Regions from separate parts of the Homo sapiens genome. Here region 2 is linked to region 1. Evidence: read pairs that join two places in POLR2A ChIA-PET (ENCODE). Cell type or tissue: PC-9. All regions are shown on one strand. Links, peaks and the distances in the headings refer to the core of each region. The heading gives the core; the rest is flanking DNA.

The links. ChIA-PET counts read pairs that join two places held together with the same protein. Peaks named below come from ENCODE experiments on the same cell type or tissue, not always from the same donor. Only the 100,000 strongest peaks of a DNase experiment are listed, where the experiment ranks them.
Region 2: POLR2A ChIA-PET joins it to region 1 with 8 read pairs; 2 of 35 experiments call an interaction of 5 or more read pairs at or near these places.

The regions. Positions count from the first base shown.
Region 1 is chr9:78,107,643-78,110,569 of GRCh38, reverse strand. No RefSeq gene overlaps it. Among named protein-coding and RNA genes, the nearest start is that of GNAQ, 77 kb to the right of the region's middle. In PC-9, for the core only: no CTCF peak of the experiment used is centred there; no DNase peak of the experiment used is centred there.
Region 2 is chr9:78,165,853-78,168,779 of GRCh38, reverse strand. No RefSeq gene overlaps it. Among named protein-coding and RNA genes, the nearest start is that of CEP78, 69 kb to the left of the region's middle. In PC-9, for the core only: no CTCF peak of the experiment used is centred there; a DNase peak (open chromatin) is centred at 1,279.

The DNA.
Region 1 (2,927 bases), core at 332-2,831:
TAATAATAATAAAATAAAAAAAAATAAAAAAGTAAAAGACAATGGGGTTCCCCAAAGGGAAGAGCTTATCTACAACATGGTTTAACATGCATAGGTTAGGGAGTGGGTGTGGAGGTTCCTGCAGCTCTGAGGGCTAACTGATGCAGATCATTAACCACTATCTCCAGTGTGTTTTGGGGGTATGTTTGGAAAGGGTGGAAATTTTCATTAAAAAGTAAAAAAAAAAAAAAAAAATAGCAACTACATCAATAATAATAGCTAATTTTTATTATTTATTTCCCGTGTTAGACACTGTGGGAAAATTGCTACCTGCATTATCAGTACTGCTTTCATGATGGTTAATTTTATGTGTATATTTGGCTAAGCCGTGGTGCCCAAATATTTGGTCAAACACATCTGAATGTTGCTGGAAGGTATTCTTTAGATGACATTAACATTCAAATCAGTAGACTTTGAGTAACAAACATGGGTTCACCTCTACAACGTGTGTTGGCCTCATCTACAGTTGAAGGCCTTAGGAAAAAGACTGATCTACCCCTAGGTAGAACTGCAACATCTGTTCTTCCATGAGTCTCCAGCCAGCTGGACTACCCTGTAGAGCTTGGACTTTTCCAGCCCCATGATCATGAGAGTCAATTCCCTAATATAAATCTCTCTCTGTCTCTCTCTGCCTCTCTCTATGTCCTCTCTCTCTCTCTTTTCATGTGTATATACACACACACTATATATATACATTCTTTCGATTCTCTAGAGAAATCTAAAACACACTTCAATAGCCCTATGATGAAGATAATATTATTGTTTTCATTTAGAAATGAGAAAACAGAGCCACAAATAGGTCAATAATTTAACTTTCCAAGGTCATTTATCTAGTGTGTGGAGAAACCAAGACTTGAATCAAAGTCTATTTGACCATAAAAGTAATGATCTTATCTACAGTAAGCTAGGAAAAAATGAATTATTAAATGAATGAATCAAACACTAAATGATACTGGCTAATTCTTCATGTCAACTTCATAAGTAGTTAAAAGTAATATTTCTAAATGCTGTAATGATTCACAATCTTCTATCCAAAATACATCTACAAAAAATCATCTAGTCACTCAATCTGTTGTTTTACTGATGAGAAAACTGAGGCACACTGTTGCTATCCAGTTAGTGAGTTTCTTGAGAGTTATAAAATCCAGGTCTCTTGAGGGTCAATACTAGAATCTTTCTATTCTAGTATTGAATAGAATCACGACCTCTTGCATAATAACATTTGGTCATCAACTCCAATTTTCTATGAGAAATCGATGATGTAAGCAAATGTTCCTGGAGCAGGATCCTGGGGCCACCATGCTGCTCAAATCCAGGGAGCACCATTTCTTCTCTTCTCTCCAAAAACTACCAAACCAGAGTTCTAATACATGAGAATTCCAACATAGCCAAGGCATCCCTCAAACCACAGTATGGTTTAACATCTGGGGCAAAATAATGTCATAAAAAGGAAGAAACTTCACAATACCAAATTAGACTCACTGAATTCTTCAGCCACAGTTGATAGCTTCCCTTGTTCATTTTCCACAGACCTTAGAACAGAACTCTAAAATTTTATCCATCACAAAGGCTTTTCATCTTTTGTTGACCATTAGGGTAATGGTGCTTAATGGTGCCTGTGACATTTTCAGTCTTCACAAAATATACACTCAGTGAATATTGATTCAACAAATGCCTATTCAGAAATGATGGCTGAGACTATTTGACTGATGGAGATTTCAATACAGTAGGTAGTTTCACCTTAACTCCCCAAACGTTTTTTTTCTCTCACAGCCATCAATATGAGTGCCTTAAAGCTGCCCAAATATTAAAGAGAGCTCATGGAGATATGCCAGGAGGAGCATCTTCCCTGCCTTCTAGAAAAACACGTTGCAATATTTTCTTCCTTGATTATTCATTACAGTGTTCATTTCTATAGTATAATGAGATCTCTGGTCTTTGTGTTTAAGAGATAATGAATGAAGAAAATCAGACTACATATTGTAGACTATATATTATTCTAATATGTAGGCTAATTTACATGACTTGTTATTGCCCCAATAACAATGTTATTAGAAATGGAAATAAACTGAAGTGGCTTATGCCTGTTGACTCACAGTAAAAAAAAAAAAAAAAAGAGAGATAATGTAAGTGTGGTGGGAACAATAAGATGCAGTTACAAGAAGAGGAAAACTGATAGCAGTTTAAACTCTCTGGGAAGAGAAACAGGAACTATCTCAGGGGAAATTTTATCTTTCCTTTAGAAAGATGCTTCCATGTTTCTGTTGGTGGTGAAAGAGAGGGCCCAGACTAGCAGAGTTGGAGATATTGCGTAAAAAAGAGGCTCAATTCCTCTCCATGATAACATAATAGTGAAATCCAGATGGGACCCTGGTACTCTGAGAGAAATAATTGGGGCAAAGGCTCACAACAGAAATGATCGGTTCCCAGCCTGAGTAACATGGCAAAAGCCCATCTCTATGCAAAATACAAAAATTAGCCAGGTGTGGTTGTGCCCACCTGTAGTCCTAGCTACTCAGGAGGCTGAGATGGGAGGAATGCTTGAGGCCAGGAGGTCAAGGTTGCAGTGAACCATGATCGTGTGACTGCACTCCAGCCCGGGTGACAGAGCGAGACCCTGAAAAAAAAGAAAAAGAAAGAGAGAAAGAAAGGAAGGAAGGAAGGAAGGAAGGAAGGAAGGAAGGAAGGAAGGAAGGAAGGGAGAAATGATAGATCCCAACACATAGCCAACATAGCAGTTGACAGAGATATGAAAAGTGGCAGCCTGAAAGAGATTCTCTCTGTCAGAGAAGGGCAAGGATTTTAAGACCAGTGATGTCCACTCTCCACTGTTGGTTGTTTCTTATCCTGAGGTACAATTCATCTCCATTATCCCTACTCTTAATAAA
Region 2 (2,927 bases), core at 322-2,821, 58 kb before region 1:
CACTTGGCCTCCCAAAGTGCTGGGATTACAGACATGAGCCACCGTGTCTGGACTTTTGTTTTTTATATTAGTGTTCTATGTAACATTTGGTATGAAATAAAGTTTGAAAACCCCTACACAAGATTATTTACTTGCTCTCAAGCAGTCCTCAAAATTCTGTGGTTTTAAGTACAGATGGAAGATATTACTGTGGACTTTCTTTAATGCACAGTCTTTACTTTGTCAACAGGAATGTTTCCCAAAGTACATTCTTTGGAACTCTGTTTGGTGTTAATAGAAAAAAGGGGGAGGGGGCTATTATGTAGACAAATATGTCTCATAAAATCTTCATCGCAGGACTTAGTCCAATGTGATGGGATCCCTTAAACGCTTTTCCCCATATTTCTTTGCACTTTATGTTTTTGATCTGATTTCCACTGAGCTCCATCTTCCCACACTTTTCCACTATGATCCCAGGAAGCTGGAAGTTAGGACTTCTACTTGCGAATTTGGATGCTGGATGGGGGACCACAATTCAGTCCATGCCAGGAGTCATTTGTTACTGGGACATAGCCTAGTGTCTCCTCATATACCATCTACCTGCTTGCAGACACCAATATTTGGATGTAATATATATATTTGGATACCAATATATTAGCAAGTCCTGTAATATTTATCTTTTAAAGATCTCTATAAAATGTTCAGCATCGGCTGGGTGCGGTGGCTCACACCTGTAATCCCAGCACTTTGGGAGGCCAAGGTGGGCAGATAACCTGAGGTCAGGAATTTGACACCAGCCTGGCCAACATGACAAAACCCTGTCTCTACTAAAAATACAAAAAATTAGCCAGGAGTGGTGGTGGGTGCCTGTAATCCCAGCTACTCAGGAGGCTGAGGCAGGAGAATCACTTGAACCTGGAAGGCAGAGGTTGCAGTGTGCTGAGATCACGCCACTGCACTCCAGCCTGGGGAATAGAGCAAGACTCTGTCAATAAATAAATAAATAAATAAATAAATATCCTTTTCAGTGGGAACTTCCAGATCCCTGGTGAACACTGCTCTCTTGAGTATTGAGAATAGATTTGAAAAGAGTGAGGAAAGAAAAAACAAAAAAACAAAAAAACAGTGCATCAAGTATAAGCCTGATTACTTCTCCAAAGTGGGCTGGACAGATTCCATGTCAGATCACCGGGGTAGGGCTTCCCGGTATGCTAACAGGCTGTGGCACCTCAGACTATGTCAATAGAAGAACTTCAGGATTCCAACAGCCACCTGGCAACACTAGTGTTTTCTCTGGAGTAATCTGATCCTGCCATAACATAAGTAAGTAGCAACAATAACTAAAGCCAATGCAGATACAAAGACTCCAGAAGGAAACACAGCAAAATGTTAACTATTGTTTTCTCTAAGAAGTAGAACTAAGAAGGAGTTTTGCTTCTTTTGTTTGTAAAACTTTCTGAATTGTATGACTTTTTTCTTTTTCTTTTCTTTTTTGTTTTTTTGAACAATAATAGGTTTCTGTTTTAAATCAGACAAATAAAAGTGTCTCAAATTTGGAAGGCAACCACTGTCACCCAACTCAATACAGAGAATGGGTAATATGATATTTAGCTTAACCAGAAAGAAAATTTCTTGATTAGCTGGTAAATAAAAACAAAATAGAAAAGTGGGCATTAATATTCCCATTTTACTAGCATTGATTATTAGATTGCTGTGTTTATTACAAGGCTGTACACTATAAGCTTACCACGGATATACTGAAAAGTTTCTATGGCTTCAAGGTACAGAACATCTGACTAAAATGGCTTAAATCATAGAGGTTTATTCTTACATAACCAGAATGTGCAGGTAAGTAGCACTAGCTTCAGCTTCTCTGCTATTCTTTTGGCCTGTCCTCATGGCCTCAAGATAGCTGTTGTAGTTCCAAGCCTCATGCTTTTGTCAGGGAAAAAAGCAGGAAGAAGGGGAGACCTTCTACGTTATTGAAGAAGAAAATCGTTCCTAGAAGCTTTCCTACCACATTCCTCTCAGTTCTCATTAGCCAGAATTGGGTCACTTGCCCATTCTCTGACAGCAAGGGATGCTGGGAAACAATATTTGGCATCTTCCATCTGTGGTAAAAAGCAGTCTCTTCCCACTAAGGGGCATCATGAGCACAAAGAGCAGATAACTTGGAGGAGAGAATCCAGAGATAAATATATCCAGAAATATTAAGTCCTTTATAAAATCTTTTATAAGCATCTGAAATTTCTTAGCTTGAGTAAAAGAAAACTAAAGATCAGATTAATAACATGCTTCAACAGTATGACATTTTTATGTCACAGTTATCTGCTCACTATCTATCCTATGCAAAGGATGATTCTCAATGCTTTAAAAAAGTATGAAAGTGTGATAAGGGGAGGAAAAGTACCTACTACATGCTTACTCTAAGTCAGGCACTGTAGTAGGTGATTTAAATATATTATTTCAATTACTCCTTTAAGAGAGCTACTGGATTTATTTTATAGATGAGGAAATGGAAGCTTCAGGGAAATAGAGCATTTTTGCCACTTTCCCTTTCTGGGACTTTACACCTCATACCAATTCTACAGTTAGCAAGACCTCTTCTAGGAAAAAACAACAACAACAACAACGACAACCAGATTACACAGGTATACACAGAATATGACTAAGTAAAACCGTGAGTTTATGCATTGATAAAAGATAGCGGAGGTAAATATGAATGATCTCAAAGCTGGTTAGGCTTTGATTATTTTCCCTTTAAATTTTCCTAATCCAGGCTGGGCACGGTGGCTCATGCCTGTAATCCCAGCATTTTGGGAGGCTGAGACGGGCAGATCACTTGAGGTCAGGAGTTTGAGACCAGCCTGGCCAACATGGTGAAACCCTGTCTCTACTAAAAATACCAACAAACAAAAAATCAGCTGGGCATTGTGGCACACACCGGT